Regions from separate parts of the Homo sapiens genome. Here region 1 is linked to region 2. Evidence: chromatin loops called from intact Hi-C (ENCODE). Cell type or tissue: heart left ventricle. All regions are shown on one strand. Each heading gives the region's core, and the rest is flanking DNA. Links, peaks and the distances in the headings are about the cores only.

Region 1 (8,783 bases), core at 1,659-6,658, 79 kb before region 2:
TCTCTAGTCTCTGTCTTTGGGAGTCTTTCAATATAATAAACTATAAAATAGAATACAGTGGTACCCCTAATGTAGTGATGACGGAAGCAGCTACTATGTTAAGGACGTCATATGGCTTTATCCACTCAATCCCCACAACACTAGGCTATATATTATTGACACATACTAGTCACCCAGCCAGAAAAAGCTGAAATCTGAACCCAAGCAATCTGACTCTAGAGTCCACAAGTTTAACCACTACCAGTACAGGATCCTATAGATAAACTACTTAGAATTTATTACTAAGTCATAATGAAAGTCTCATTTCAATTAACGCTTGGATAAAAAATGTATATTATATATAGATTGATAGTTATCTTCTAAATGATCACTGTATTAGACCTACAGCTGAAACAAGTTTGTTTTCTTTTTCTTTTTTTTTGAGACAGGGTCTTACTCTGTCACCCAGGCTACAGTGCAGTGGCAAGATCACAACTCACTGCAGCCCCCACCTCCCAGGCTCAAGTGATCTTCCCAACTCAGCCTCCTGAGTAGATGGGACCACAGGCAGGCACCACAACACCCAGCTATTTTTTTAATAGAAACGGGGTCTCCCTATGTTGCCCAGGCTAGTCTCAAACTCCTGGGCTCAAGCGATCTTTCTGCCTTGGCTTCCCAGAGTGTTGTGATTGCAGGCATGCGCCACTGCGTCTGGCCAGTATTTGAGTGTTTCTGAAAAAATCCTGGCTTCTCTCTTGCACAGCACCATCAAAAACATAAAGGTCTAAGTAAAATGGTCTTTTCTCCAGAATTCCCCAAGATAATGTTTGAAATTCCATTGCAAATCCTTGTGGAGTTATTTTTTAACAAAGTCTAATCCTAGTGTAACTGTGTCATGACAATTGGCTTTCTTTAGTCTTTGCCTAGATTCTTCTTTTTGTAGCCAGGATAAATTACAATTTGGCCATACATCTCAAAAAGTAAGAGTCAATGAGAATGATCTGTTTTCTTATTGGAATGTCCACATTAAAAGCTTAATAGTATTGGTGGGTTGTGTATGTGTGGGTATATGTAAACAGAATCAGTTATGAGGTAAACAAACAGGTAGTTTTTTTTTGGGGGGGGGTATAGTAAATTTTAACCAGATGTAAATGTTTACTTTACTTACAAACTAAGTAGATTAATAAATATCAGAGTAGTCACTACCAGACAGGTAAGTGTTTTAAACATGCAGATTCCATATAACTCAAAGAATTTTAAAAAATCATAAAGGGCAATTTCTGCTATGAAAAGATGGACTTTGACAAGAATCTTATACAATATGTACACAGCAAAGAATAAAATGAGGTAAGGCATCCTTGAATACAGGCAGTTTAGCTACAATAGAGTCTCTCCCAGAATGGAAAATTCATACTACCTGCTCATAGGTATGGGAGAAATTAGTGGTACTCCAAAAAAACTGAACAACGCCAGGGCAAACTATGTCGAAACAAATGTTAAAGGAAAATGCTCCCTTACGGCATAAGTCCACCAGATTTTTAAAATCCTGAGTCACAAGTTTATTGGCTTATTCTAGAATCAAGACAGCCATTCTGGATTATCAAAGGAAAAATGTGACAACAGAACAAAACAAAACGATCTGAATGAATTTGTATAACTGGTATGCAAGTCACAAAAATCACTTTCATCACCTCACTTACCCAGTTGGATAATAGAGATTATCCAGTGTAAGACAAGAGCTATTAAAGCTTTTTCTTGATTTATCTCAGGTCATTAATATGAGGACTGTTCCATGTACCATGCTATAGGTAAATGCATTGCATAAGCATTTAATGCTCATAACCTTGGGAGGTAATTCTGTTATTTTTGTGAAAGAAATAAAGCTCAATGATATGTAAAAACTTGTCTAAAGTTACACAGCTAGAGCCAGGCTCCCAAATTGATGTTTTTTTAATGCCATATCACACAGACTCTTGATTGACAAACATCAGTTTTCATGATTAAATGTTATGTCAAAGTTGTGGGCAGTGGACTGAACACACACTAATCAATCACTGTTTAAAAAATCATCTCCCACCTAAGTCTTTAAATAATACATTATTTCCGAATGTGTGTGTTGAGGTAGGAAAGGGGAGGGAGGAGATTACAGATAGCTGGGCTTCCCAGTAGCTCCTTTCCAACAGAACAATGGAATTTTGTTCTAAAAGTTCTTGTTTTTATTTTGCATATGCCACAAAATAAAGTAGAATAGGGCAAATGCAGAAATCATGTAAAACCATAAAATATAATAAATCATTAAACTGTCACCTAAAAGATCACCTTTTAGGAGGGAAGCTTCTTTCCTAACTTTAATCTTCGCATCATCCTGCTGATAAGTTTCCTGGTCTCGTATCTTCAGTACTTTCAACATCACATTTAGTGGGAACAGGTTAAATGGGTCAGCTTACAAATGTTTTACCAGTCAAAATATTATAATGTAGCATTTCTAACAACAATTCCTTGGCAATTTTCCAAAAGAAGAATTGCTCTAATATTGAGAATTTTGGTTACTATTTCTAAAACACACACAAACAATTATTTTCATCAGTACTCTCTAAATATGTTGAAAATGACCCTCTTTTTTAAAAAAGGCCAGTTACACTAACTGTTTATATAACTGCCTATCTTTTATGTGCTATGTGTTCACTGAAATGGAAAGGAGACAAAAATTTTCAAGATCACATAGCAAAACTAAGACACATCAAAGGTGTCAAATGTTAGGGGAAATTTTTTTAAGTTATTTTTAGAAGCAACAGAGGTGCTAATTTCCTTTTTTTTTTTTTACCCAGGAAGGCTATTCTAGGTGATTGAGTATTTTCTGGGAGAAGACGTTGCCAACTCTATTTCTGACAAGAAACTGACCAACACAAACCTCATTTTAAAAAGTGTTCTTTGAAAATGTGTACAGAATGGATAAATAAAATGTGGTATATCCATATGATACAATATTATTCAGTAATAAAAAGAATGGAGTAATGATACATGGCACAACACAGATGAACCTTGATAACAGGATGCCAAAGTAAAAGAAGCCAGTCGCAAGACAGCACATATTCTATGATTCCATTTACTATAACTGAATTGTCCAGAATAGGCAAACATACAGAGACAGAAAGTAGATTAGTAGTTCCCAGGAGCTAGGAAGAGTGGGGAAGAATAGGTCATGACTGCTAACAGGTACAGATTTCCCTTTGGGGTGATAAACATGTCCTAAAATTGATTATGGAGACAGACATACAATTCTGTATAAACTTAAAACCATTGATTTGTACACTTTAAGTAGATGGATTATATGGTATGTGAATTACATTGCAATAAAGCTGTTTTTTTTAAAAGGTACATATACAGGTATGCCAGGCATAAGAACCATCTACCTGTAATTATACTAATTAGCTAAAATTAGTAACACTTTTTTGCCAAAATCATAAATGCAGGATATAATAATTCTTCCATATTTTAAACTACTTTTCACCACTTACATGTTGCAGTGGCTAGTATTATTCAATTAGTGGTTAAAGGCACAGGCTGGGTTACAATTCCTAGCTTTATCACTTAGTAGCTATGAAATTACAGGCAAGTTGCTTCCCTTCGCTGAGCCTCACTTGACTCTTTTGTAGTGAGAATTAGGAGCACCTACTTCTTAGGATTGTTGTAAGAATTAAATAGGATAATCCCTATAAAGCACAGTGCATGGGGCAAGATGCTCACTAAACACTAGCTACTAAAATTCACCACTGAAAGTTTCTGAAGCCCATCTAGTCCATGTTCTACCCTATACAATGATCTCATCTTATTCATTTTCAGGACGTTATCCCTGGGCCTCTGTGGGATGGCTAGGGGGCAGTTAAAGGAAGATTTTGCAAAAAAGAGTAATAAGTTCCTACTCTCCACACTGACTCCTCTTTCATAACAACTATCAGCCTCCTTGCTGCCAAGAATGGGCAAAGAGATAAGCCAAATGTTAGACCACAGGCAGGGTTGTTCCTTCACTTAACCTGAAGAGGGCCTCAGCCTTTATGCAAAGTCAGATCTCCCCCAGAAGGCAATCAGGCTTGTAGCTGGGGACTCTAAGACATAACTCCTTTGATAAAGACTTTTCCAAGTGTACCAAAAATAAACAAGCAACCTCTGTATATTAGTTTCACAAATGGCCAAGCTTTTAATGGATTTCTTAAGTTTGATATGACAAGATTTAAAAAGAAGGCAACCAAAGCAGATAGAACCTGGAATTTTAAGGTAAATAACAGAGGATCCACTAAGTCCACGTACAGATCAGTAGCAACACTCCAGCTTCCTGCCCTTCTCATCACTGGCGCTGAATAAGTTACACATTAAACACTATCAACTCATTCCTTCTACCTTACTTTATGAGGTACACCTAATCTCTGACCTAACAGAATCTTGCCATTCCAGTTGAAAAATGGCAGGTTGGTGTGACTTATCCTCTTACATACAGGAAATAGCATATAAGGAAAAAGGAAAGTTCTATATGAATGTTAGTTTCTCTGATTTTTTTTTTGAAAAACAATTTTAATATACAACAGAGTAGAGGGAAAAACAAAAGCATCCACATGCCTACAACCAGATTTAATAAATGTGAACAACTGTCATTTAACACATTTTATTTATTTACAATTTCAATGACAATCTTTAAAAGTTATTTGAAGTGTTTTCCACTAAATGTACAACAGATCAGTTCCAAATACTTCAGAAAAAAGATTCCATGAGCATCTGTTTCTGGTCTTAGAACTGTAGTGACATGGCTACATTGTCCCTGCACCAAATGAGAATGTGGACAATAGGTCCTGGGAAAATGTATTCTGTGGTCAAGACAGCTGTGGGCAAGGTATCACCCTCTCATTATTCAGAGATGCTCTGATATGATAAGAACCATAACTGAACACTTATATATCCCAGATCATCTAGCAACAGGTAAGTTTTACCTATTTTATAGAAGAGATCACTTATTCAACAGATTTTAAAAAGAAAAAAAATCTTTAAGAGGACTCAGTGATATTAAAGGCTTTGGTAATATTAAGGGGAAAAAAGACAATGTCTTACTTCAAATAATTTAACACATTTGAAAAAATTAGTAATGTGTATATGAAAATTTAAGATGGCAAACGTGAGACTGATAATAAGCAACATAGAAATAACAGAATAAAGTTGTTAATTCTTGAAGGAATTATTTTAGGATGAGTTCCTGGAAAAAGTATGCTTTGTTCTAAAATCTTGAAAGATTATTAGACTTAAATATGCAACAGGTATGAATGTTGGAGATCATTTCTGAGCAAACAGTGGGGAAGCAGGAAAGCATTCTGGAAAATTACATAGTGTGAAACAGGCACACTGTGAAAAGTTTCTAACCATAAATTAAGATGTTTGGACTGATAATGAAGTCAAGAGAATCTGTTAAAAGTTTTGGTACACTCTACTGCTCTAGAACACCTCCTCTTCTTCATCTGTCAGATAAACTAGATCCTCCTTTGAGATCCAGTTCAACTTCCATGGTGAAGCATTCCCAAAGTTGCAGTGCAGTCAATGGCTCCATTCTCAGTATCCACAGCACTTTGCATTTATCTGTGTTACATTGAATAGTGTTTCCCAAACACTGCATGAAAAAATCACTGGGCAGCTTGTATAAAAGACAGCAAGGCACTGTTATTCTTTTTGTTTTGTTTTGTTTTAGACGGAGTTTCACTCTTGTTGCCCAGGCTGGAGTGCAATGGTGCGATCTCAGCTCACTGCAACCTCCACCTACCGGGTTCAAGCAATTCTCTTGCCTCAGCCTCCTGAATAGCTGGGATTACAGGCATGCACCATCACGCCTGCTAATTTTGTATTTTTAGTAGAGATGGGGTTTCTCCATGTTGGTCAGGCTGGTCTCGAACTCCTGCTCTCATGTGATATACACCACCCGCTTTGGCCTCCCAAAGTGCTGGGATTACAGGCATGAGCCACTGCACCCGGCACTGTTACTCTTTAACCTCCAGGAATTAGCAGTCGGAGGAAGCCAATTTACACCCTAGAGAGGAAAGTGCTAAGACTACCTTCTTATATTGTGATGAGATTCTATAAAAATTTGTTGTTCCACATGTTCATTTTTTCCATGTCACCAAACTTCTCTCTAGTGACTTAAGTCTATTAAACACAAATATGATTTGCCAGAAATTCTACTTTTAAAACCAATGACTGAAAAAAAAATACAGTGTTTTTTTCATATAATATATCAAAATTATAAAAAGCATTAAACTATGCCGGCTGTTCTTCATTAAATTAACTCCTGGAACATTTAAGTAAATAGGTTTCCTTCTCTTTAGAAACTTGTATCCATAGACTTCTGCTTGCTTCTTCTTCTCATACATTCACCATGCTAACACGCTTGTTAAGATCAAACCAAAGCACCATTGCATAAAGGGATATTGCATTCAATACTGATGGGGTTGCTCTCCCATAGAAGTGCTTCATTCTCAGCTACAAATATTCCCAGTTTAGAACAGACAGCAACAACAGAGTTTTAAATTGTCAGCATCAACAGCATTGATATTTCCTTTCCAACACCCCCGCCATGACCCCTGCCATCTCCACTCAAGAGTGCCAAGCAATTCTGGAAAATATGAACTGAATAAGGGAAGATGATCAAAATGCTGGCAACCCTATTAATAGTGTCAGTTTCTTTAGACTAATATATATTTATAACCTAGACCATAACTGAAAACAAAAAATATATTCTAATCTGGTGCCTTCAGTGATTTTATAAACAGCCAAAACAGAATACATTATTTTAAAAGTCATAAATACTTTTTAACTTTAAAAAGTTAAAAATCCCAACAGGGTTTTCATGTAGCTTAACAAGCTAACTCTAAAATTCATTCAAAATCCTATTCCAATTTGGGGGGAGGAGGATATCCTATCGGATATCAAATCTATAAAATGATTCTAATGAAAACAATGTGATACTGGCACAATATAAAAACAGTTCAACGAAGGAGAATACACTAGGAAGTTCAAAACTGAAGCCTGTACACATGGTAATTTAGTATTAACAAAGGTGGCAGTTTAAGTGTGAAAAACATAAAACATTCAATAAATGGTGAAGGGCTAACACCACTATTTGTGGGAGTGGGGGAAGAATCTTCAAATCATGAATACCTCACATCATACAAAAATAAACTGCAGATGGACTGAGGAGCCAAACATATGAAAGATACTAGAAGAAAATGTAGGCCGGGGGCGGTGGCTCATGCCTGAAATCCCAGCACTTTGGGAGGCCGAGGCAGGCAGATCCCGAGGTCAAGAGATGGAGACCATCCTGGGCAACATGGTGAAAGCCTGTCTTTACTAAAAATACAAAAATTAGCTGGGCGTGGTGGTGCGTGTCTGTAGTCCCAGCTACTTGGGAAGCTGAGGCAGAAGAATTGCTTGAACCTGGGAGGTGGAGGTTGCAGTGAGTCAAGATCACACCACGGCACTCCAGCCTGGGTGACGAGGCAAGACTCAGTCTCAAAAAAAAAACAAAAAAGAAAAGAAAATGTAAAGAGAGTATATACTAATTTTAGGAGTGACAGGAGTGAAGAGAATAAAGCTTTCCTAAGCAGAAGGCAAGAAAAGCCCCCAAAACTAATATTATTAATTTGTAATATTGACATATTTTATTAAAAACATTTAAAATTTCTATAGCGCACAAGATATCACATTGTTAAAAGACAACACTAGACTGGGAGAAAATGTCAATGATTCTAATGTAGTGACCATAATACTTAAAAAATTCCCACTGGGCAAAAGGATATATTAATAAGTAAATCAAAGAAAACTCTAATTGAAAATAAATAAAATTTACAAATAAACCACTTCACCACTAGTAGTCAAGGAAATACAAATTAAAATAGTAAAATGTCATTTCCACCCTAAAGACTGGCCAAAAAAAAAAAAAGGACTTCTGTTGATAATGGTTTGGGAAATACACTATTAGTAGTAGTAGAAATTAATACAGCTCCTCTTACCCCCCGCAACTTTTATTTTAGATTCAGGGGGTACATGTGCAGGTTTGTTACATGAGTATATTGCTTGTTACATAGGTGAGGCTGAGATTTGAGGTATGATTGATCCTATCACCCAGGCAGTGGGCACAGCACCCAATAGTTAGTTTTTCAACCCTTGCCTGCTTCCTTCCTTCCCCCATCTAGTAGTCCCTCTTTATGTCCACGTAACACAGACTTGTCCATCTTTATGTCCACGTAACACAGCCTTTTAAAAGAATATTTGTATTTATATTTTTAGTAAGCTCAGTAATTCTGTTTTTAATAACCCTACAGATATAATCACATAAGTGTACAAAGATACACTACACACACACACACATAATGACAAAATTATAGTGCTCCGTAAATATTAGCTATGAGCCAGACATAGTTCTAAAAGCTTTAGAAACATCAACTCATTTAATTCTCACAGCAATCCTATAACTTAGGTTCTATTATTTTCATCCCCATTTTGCAGATGAGGAAACCAAGGAACAGAAAGGTTGAGTAACTTGCCCAAAGTCACAGAGATAATAAGCAGCGGAGCCAAGATTCAACCCAGGCATTTCAACTTCAGTACCTGAGCTCTTAACCACCGCTACTACTAGGTAGATCTACTGCCTTCCAAACAAGGATGTTCACTGCAATATTGTACATCATAGCAAAATGCTGGTAACAGCCATGTCAGGAACTGTAAAATAAATAATGGGCTGCTCATGATGTAAAATATAAATGATGTAGAAT
Region 2 (8,783 bases), core at 1,303-6,302:
CAATAACCCCCCTTTCTCCCTTACCCCCAGTTCCTGGCAACCACCATTCTACTTAAGTCTCTATGAGACTATTCTAGGTACCTCATATAAGGTGAATCATGCAGTATATCTTCTTTGTGACTGGCTTATTTCACTTAGCATAATGTCCTCAAGGTTATGTAGCATGTTGTCAGAATTTCCTTCCTTTTTAAGGCTGAATCACATTTCACTGTATGTACACACCACACTTTAACCATTCATCCACTGACTGATCTTTGGGTTGCTTCCACCTTTTGGTAACATAATAAATATTTATTATTGTAACGCTGCTAAGAACATACAAATATCTCTGAGACCTTGCTTTCAATTATTTTGAGTATATATCAAGAAGCAGAATTGCTGGATTATGATAATTCTCTTTCAAAAAAAATTTTTTTTGAGATGGAGTCTCGCTCTGTCACCCAGTCTGGAGTGCAGTGGCACAATCTCGGATCGCTGCAACCTCCCAGGTTCAAGGGATTCTTCTGCTTCAGCCTCCCAAGTAGCTGGGACTACAGGCACCTGCCACCACGCCCAGCTAATTTTTGTATTTTTAGTAGAGACAGGATTTCACCATATTTGCCAGGCTGGTCTCGAACTCCTTACCTCGTGATCCACTTGCCTAAGCCTCCCAAAGTGCTGGGACTACAGGCATGAGCCACCACACCCGGCCTCTTTCAGATTTTTTAGAAAGTGCCATCCTGTTTTCCATTGTGGCCAGAACATTTTACATCCCCACCAACACAGGAATTCTTGTACAAGAGTTTCAGTTTCTTCACATCCTTGCCAATACCTGTTATATTCTGCTTTGTTTTGTTTTAATAGGACCCATCCTAATGAGTATCAGGTTGTGACTGCTTTCATATAAACTTTATGTGCCTTCATTTCCCACACATTTGTGGCAAAAAGCCATCTAAAAATATGTTTCATAAACAAACAACCTTCTAGAAGGTAATGGCAATGCAAAAGAAAAAAGTTTTTAAAAGTAGCACTTTAAGGGACAGTAATATTGTAGTTCATGTGAAATGGCATAAAAACAAAGGGAAAAAAAAACAAATGAAAGGCATTCCCACTCATATCTGAAATTCTCTGATGCCACCTGCCTGCTTGGAGCTCCAAATTCCTTAAGCTTATGTTTTGCCTCCCTTCAGGATACTCCTCCTTCACTACTGCCCCCAATTCATGCGCTGGGACACCTTATCCCATTCTCTTTGCCTGTGGCTGTACCCTTCCTTTCTATTTCAGCTCTGTGCACCTTGGCATTAGAGGGTATCGATGATAAACACAGACGTTTGAACAGCTGAGGTAAAATGAATCCCATTACAACCTTGAAAAGTTGAATTAAATGTTTGATTAAAACTGAAAATGAAAAACACACACACACACACCTGAAAACGGATAAAAAAGTTTCATATAGAGCAATATATCAACACATTCTAAATCAGAAATGTATCTTGGTCTCTGGACTCTAAATTCAAAAAACTTTAAGTAATAAGATTAAACTGCAAATAAAGATTTACGACAATCTAGAATGACTCTCTGGATCAAAAAGTCACTAGGCTAGGCACCTTCCCACAAATTTAAAATAAAGCACAAAAATGTTTTAAGTCAAAGGTGTGTATTCAATAGTGATTAGTGTGCATTCAAAAATAAAAGATGTTTTAAAGTTTGCATACACACAAAATTTATAGAATAGTTATTGCTTTTTCAAAGTTCAAGTCGTCTATATTAGAATCACTTTTCTTTCTTTCTTTTTCTCTTTTTTTTTTTTTTTTTTTTGAGACAGAGTCTCACTCAGTCTGTCGCCCAGGCTAGAGTGCAATGGCATGATATCGACTCACTGCAACCTCCACTTCCCAGGTTCAAGTGATTCTCCTGACACACCCTTCAAGTAGCTGAGATTACAGGTGTGCACCACCATGCCCAGCTAATTTTTGTATTTTTAGTAGAGACGAGGTTTCATCACATTGGCCAGGCTGGTCTTGAACTCCTGACCTCAAGTGATCTGCCCACCTCAGCCTCCCCAAGTGCTGGGATTATAGGCGTGAGACACTGCGCCTGGCCAGAATTACTTTTCAAAGAACAAAATGTTTTAGTATTTAAATTTGTGAAATGAACTCAGGAGTGAACACTTCCATTAATCCTGAAATAGTAACCATTATAGCATAAAAATGTAGAAAGATATTGTGTGATAAAGTCTCTTAAGTGCTGGTGAAATGTTAAACTAAAAATTTATGTAAGTTCATTGTCATTTACAATTTTAAAAAGGATATCATAGCAAAACCATTAAAGAAGACTAGAAAACAAATATATCTTTAAGTTTATTGACTCTTCATTCAATACCTAGGTGAAGAGTAAATAGATCACCAAGTATTTTGAAAGTTACCTTCCTTGGCCAGGCACAGTCGCTCACGCCTGTAATCCCAGCACTTTAGAAAGCCAAGGCGGGAAGATCACCTGAACCCAGCATTTAGAGGTTGCAGTGAGCCATGATCATGACACAGCACTCCAGCCTGGGAGACAGAGAGACTCCCTGTCTCAATAAATAAATAAATGAGTAAATACTTAAAAATAAATTTAAGAAAGTAAGCTACTTTTCTTAAACTGTATCTAAATAATACTAACCTAATCTAAATGATCTACATTATATGGCAATTTACCTTGTAAACCTACATAAACGTGCACTTTCATCATAGTCTACTTCACTTACAATTACACAGCACTGTTTGTAGAATGTGAGACATATGTGTTAGCAAAAAATAATTTTGAAAAGTTACCCACAACTCCATATATTTACTTTGAAAAAGTTAAATAAAACCGAACACTTAAAGTTTATTGCATTTGTCACACTACATTTTTCAGAACTGACTCAGAGAAATATTTAAATAATTAAAATCACCAGGCACTGTGGCTCACGCCTGTAATCTCAGCACTTTGGGAGGCTGAGGCAGGAGGATCACTTGAGGTCAAGAGTTCCAGACCAGCCTGGCCAATACAGTGAAATTCCATCTCTACTAAAAATACAAAAATTAGCCGGGTATGGTGGTGCACGCCTGGAATCCCAGCTACTCATGAGGCTGAGGCATGAGAATTGCTTGAACCCGGGAGGCAGAGCTTGTAGTGAGCCGAGATCATGCTACTGCACTCCAGCCTGGGTGACAGACTGAGACTCCGTCTCAAAAAAAAAAAAAATTAAGATCATTAACATTATATTTGACCATTAGTACATTACCAAAACGTAAGGTCCTTATGGTAAAGTACCAGGTCTCTATGGTGAAGTATCAGTGGCAAGGGGGTCAATCAATGATTCATCCATTCTCCTCAGTGTGGATATCACCTTCTTAAATAAGGCACAATTGCTGACCCCAGATGGCTGCTTCAACCCACTTCTGCTTTACTGGTGACACAAATTTCAAGCCCTAAATGGCTACCCCACCCCTTCTGACACCTCTGGGAATTCAAGTGTGTAAGATATTTATAACATTATTGGCTGTAAACAGCTCATCTCTTAGGAAAGTTTTATTTGGTCGTGAGTCCAAAACTGAAACATTTCCTGAGTTGCAGTGAGCAAATAAGTATTTCACAATCACCATTTTATTTTGATTCAAGCTAGTTTATGAAACTACCAAACTAGTATAATTTGTGAGCAGAGTGTCCTTCTAAATAAGTAGCGTAATATAAACCAAACTCATTTGTATAAATACAATTAAGGCAATCCATCCAAAACGTAGAGAACTTTTAACAACTACAACCAAATCCACAAAAAAACGAGGCAAGAAGGCCACTTTCACTTAGCCAAAAAAGGGTGTGGGGGGATGTTTGATATATTTCTCAAAAAATATAACTCTCAAGGATAATACCATATGTCTTATAAAATGGGATGAAAAAAATCAGTACAACAAAAGGGATAAATGACCATTTCACAACAGGCCTACATGCCACAATATTTTAAAAAACCAACCCTTCCATATGAAATTTCTAGAGCAAAGAAGTACCATCTAAAAACCACTCTTGAATCATTGCAGCTTTTTAAAACTACTGGTTCCATTTTAGATTCCCTTTATTTAAAAGCCTCAGAAAAAATTCAGAGAAAAAATTAATTTCAAGCTTTCTATTTAATGAGCATCACTGCATGCACCAACGTGGAAGAACCAAAGCCAGTTCTAAAACAGTAAATCGCAAATGAATGAAACTTTAATTCTTGATGGTTTTAGTCCTGATATTTTGTCCACAGGGTGGCAGTCTCACAGTATTAACTTGTTCATGGAGTCAATGCACAATTTCAGAGTTCGAAAGCCACAGACACACGCAGGTATGCAATAAATTTACTAGCTGGCCAACCCTAAGAGTAAAAACTGCCAGTCCGCTGCAATAAAATCTGTGCTTCATAACTTCTCTATTTCTTTTAGAAATATTTACTTTCTGAAGTCGTAGATTTTTTCCTTCAGTGTTATCTGTTGTATCTGATCCTTTCTATTCTGCTGCCACCACCCTATTTAGGGAGAGAGTAGAAGCAAGGAGAGATGTTAGGAGATTATTATTGGACTGCGGGAAGTCCTTGACCTTTGTCAAGGCCTAATGGAGTGGGAACAGGAAAGGGACAGTGGAGATGGGGAGCACAGACATAATCCTTCCATCCACCAGTTCAACCTGCACGTTACTACCAAATTCATTTCATTAAAACATTCCTCGTATTACCAGAAATCTCTTTTCCTAACTAAACTCCTTAGCTCCAAATCCAAGAGGCTTCCAAAATCTCCTTGTCAAGGGGCTTCGTAAAATAAACTTTGCTTTGCTTTAAATAGACCTTGCTTGCCACTTCTTGATTTTCATTCATTCATTCAAATGTTTTCTGAATGTTTACCAGGTGCCAAGCCCTGCTTCAAGTCTGATGATACAGAGGGAAACAAGTCAAAGCCCCTGCTCCAAAGTTACACTCCTGACAGTGGTCTGTGAGCGGGAGGAGGATATGTCCCCAGACACTTCCAGCTCTCTGCAGGTAAGAGGTATCGTTCTTCCTAAGTATGAGCCATTGGAGGCACACTAGGCATCAGGAGGATAGTAAAAACACATTGTCCACTACAGACCCTAATCTATTTTCGCAGCCTTATTTCCCATTCCTATCCTACCTGCACCCTCAGCTCCATTAAAATGTGCTAGTAACTGTTGACATGCCTCTGCTCCTGCTTGCTTCCTCTCAATGCCTTGTCCCCATCCCTGTCTCTACCAGCAAAAGCCTAACCAGCCTTCAAAGCTTATCTCGAATGCTGCCTCCTACAGGAGGCCTTTCCTCATTCCCCTCACACAAACTCAGATATGGATTTTGAACACTATCAAACACTTATGACCCCTGGCTTAGTCCCCTCTGAGCATTTATCAAACTATGTATTGTATCATAATTATCTGTATACTTACCTAACCTCCTCCATCAGTTATTTAATAAGCACTTACCACATTTGTGGAACTAACTAGGAGCTGAAGTTTCCCCATTAAATTATTCCATTATTATTTTAATTTTTATTTTCTAGAGAGAGGGTCTCACCCTGTTGCCCAGGCTGGAGTTCAGTGGTGCGATCATAGCTCACTGCAGCCTCAACCCCCCAGGTTCAAGCAATCCTACCACCTCAGCCTCCTGAGGAGCTGGGACTACAGGAACGCACCACCACACCAGCTAATTTTTGTTTTTTTTTTTCTTTGGTAGAGATGAAGTTTCACCATGTTGCCCAGGCTGCTATTATTTTAAAACAGGTAATATCCAAATGATAAATGTAAAATCAAGAGAGAAAATATTCTATATGCTTTTTATTGCTTCAATCCCTTTTAAGAGTTTAGTCGAGATAAAACTTACATATCATGAAGTTTATCTATTTAAAGTGTACACTTCAACATTATTTAGTGCATTTATAGAGTTATAGAACTATCACTGTAATCTATTTCAGGACTTTCAATCACCCTAAATTTACTATCCACATTGGCAGTCACCTCACCCCAAACCTCCCTATCCCCTCTAATCCAAGGCAACCACTAATTTTCCCTCTTTCTCTATAGATTTGCCTATTTTGGATATTTCATATAAATGGAATAAAAATGTGGTCTTTCATGCCTGACTCCTTAGTGTAATGTTCTTGTGATTGAGTACCTCATCCCTTTTTATTCCCAAATATTCCACTGTGTGGATACACTACATTTTACCTATTCACTCATCAGTTGAGGGACATTCAGGTTGTTTCTACTTTTTGCTTATGAATAATGCTGCTATAAACATTTGTATACAAGGTTTGGTGTGGGCATGTTTTCATTTCTACTGGGTACACACCTAGGAGTGGAAATACTGGATCATATGGTAACTGTTTAACATTTTGAGGAACTGCCAAACTGTTTTCCAAAGCAACTGCACCATTATACATTTCCAGCAGCACTGTATAAGGGTTCCAACTTCTTTACTATTGTTTGAATCTTTACTACATACAGAACAAGAACGATCTCATATGATATCCTTGCCTTCAGGGAACTTATATTGACAGACTAAGACAAGAAATAAACAGAAACAAATAAACAGGTTAATTTCAGATACTAAGAAAATGAAAAAAATGTCATAAAGTAACCAGAAAGTAACCAAGGAAGAGGAAGTCTCAAGCTAAAGTGGTCAGAAAAGATCTGAGAAGGTAATGTTGACCTGAGATGTGCAGAGCTACAGGGGGAATATTCCAGGCAAAGGAAAAAGGCAAGAAACAAAACTCCGAGACAAGGATAAGTTTGGCATGGCAAAAAGGAAGCCTACGTAGCCAAGATACAGTGAAGTGGTAGATAAGGTAGGACCTGAGGTTAGATGGGTAAAGTCCAGATAATGTTGGACCTATGAGACCATGATAAGGTCTTCGGATTTTAGCTGAAATGCAGTAATTGCTTTAAAATCCCTTCTACTTCTTTAAATACCAGCGTTCATCTCTGCAAACATTTACTGAACTTTCACGTCTTTTTTTTTTTTTTTTTTAAGAGATAAGGTCTTAGGGTCTTGCTCTGTCACCTGGAGTGTAGCGGCAACATCACAGCTCACTGCAGCCTTGAACTCCTGGGCTCAATGGATCCTCCCACCTTAGGCTTGCAAGTAGCTAGGACTACAGGCATGTGGCATCACACCTGGCTAATTTTTTTTTAATTTTATTTTTGTAGAGACAGGCTCTTGTTATGTTGTCCAGGCTCTCTCACTTTTTCTCTTTTTTTTCCCCCCACCCCGAGATGGAGTCTCTCTCTGTCTCCAAGGCTGGAGTGCAGTGGCACGATCCTGAGATCCTGGCTTACTGCAATCTCTGCCTCCAGGGCTCAAGTGATCCTCCCACCTTGGCCTCCTGAATAGCTGATACAGGTGCAGCGGGTGCCACCACGCCTGGCTAATTTTTTGTATTTTTGGTAGAGATGGGATTTCGCCATGTTGATCCACCTGCCTCAGCCTCCCAAAGTGCTAGGATTACAAGCATAAGCCACCACACCCTGCCTCTTTCATGTATCTTCTAATTACACCTAACAGTAGCAAATATTAAAGAGGTTATTTGGGTAAATCCACAGCACTCAGTGTCACTAATTTATGGCCCAAGAGACAGCACCTAAAATATGCCTGCCAATGGCACAAGCGTTAAGAATGAATCCTCACAAACTGATTACCTAGCCTTAATCAATTTAAGATATACGTCTTACTGACAGTAGTGAGCAGCTCTGTCTTCGAATACCAAGGTCACTTTCAACAAAGCAAGACAGATTATTCTCACACTTTAAGCCTAGATTTCATTCCTATAAAGTGAATTCTAATTAACTGATTGCTTTTCTCCATTCTATTAATTACAAATTAATATTCAACTCCTAAACATAAAATGTACGGACACAAAATATTCTACATGTTTCTTTATTGTTTGAATCTTTTAAAACAAGAATTTTTCACATGCCACTGCTACCTTTGGGTTTTCCAAGAGACAGAAATGGTTTAAAAATTTTTGTGACATAAAATGTCACTCCTTGATAAAAGAACCTGTTACCTAGTCAAAATTTATCAAGTTAAAATTCCTTTCTACATTCCCAGCTTGATCTCCCATGGCCCTCCCTGCAGGCACTCTGTGCTCCTGCCAAACCGACTACTTGCCAGCCTCATACTTGTTCCCCCTACCTCAGCTTTATGATTCACATTCCCCAACAGGAGAAATCCAATCAGTTCTTCAAGGTCCACTCTCCCCTCTAGGTCTCTTCTCCAGTCCTCTCCCTTGAGCAGAACCGATTCCTCACCTCTGTTACTCCAGTAGCACTTCTACAACTCAGATGTTGCCTTACCATATTCTACGTAATGCACAACTACACGAAAGATAAATCTGTGTTTTATACAGAGATGATGCAACTACTTCCTTTGTGTTCACCCCCAGGTATATAGTACAACTATTTGCAATTACTGAGTGCACAGTTGAAAATAACATCCATTTTAGCACCATTTGGTACAATGTTGTAAACTCATTACAAAATACAAGGTCAAGGCCTGGCGTGGTGGCTCATGCCTGTAATCCTAGCACTTTGGGAGGCCGAGGTGGGTGGATCACCTGAGGTCAGGGGTTCGAGACCAGCCTGGCCAACATGGTGAAACATTGTCTTTACTCAAAATACAAAAATTGGCCACGCGTGGTGGCGGGTGTCTGTAGTCCCAGCTACTTGGGAGGCTGAGGCACGAGAATAGCTTGAATCCGGGAGGCGGAGGTTGCAGTGAGCTGAGATCGCGCCAATGCCCT

Evidence for each region. A loop is a pair of places that touch in the nucleus more often than their neighbours do. Peaks named below come from ENCODE experiments on the same cell type or tissue, not always from the same donor. Only the 100,000 strongest peaks of a DNase experiment are listed, where the experiment ranks them.
Region 1: it touches region 2 in a loop (2.4-fold over the local background); 59 of 110 quality-filtered maps call a loop at or near these places.

Annotation. Positions count from the first base shown.
Region 1 is chr13:40,970,855-40,979,637 of GRCh38, forward strand. The region is part of intron 2 of ELF1 (E74 like ETS transcription factor 1); the gene reads right to left. Among named protein-coding and RNA genes, the nearest start is that of ELF1, 44 kb to the right of the region's middle. RefSeq lists an enhancer at 4,122-4,271 and a silencer at 7,271-7,462. In heart left ventricle, for the core only: a CTCF peak has its summit at 4,012; no DNase peak of the experiment used is centred there; H3K4me3 peaks cover 46 bases.
Region 2 is chr13:41,050,158-41,058,940 of GRCh38, forward strand. It overlaps a transcript of ELF1 not described here. Among named protein-coding and RNA genes, the nearest start is that of TRE-TTC1-2, 6.3 kb to the right of the region's middle. RefSeq lists an enhancer at 3,482-3,531. In heart left ventricle, for the core only: CTCF peaks have their summits at 4,242 (motif pointing right) and 5,280 (motif pointing left); no DNase peak of the experiment used is centred there; H3K27ac peaks cover 2,331 bases.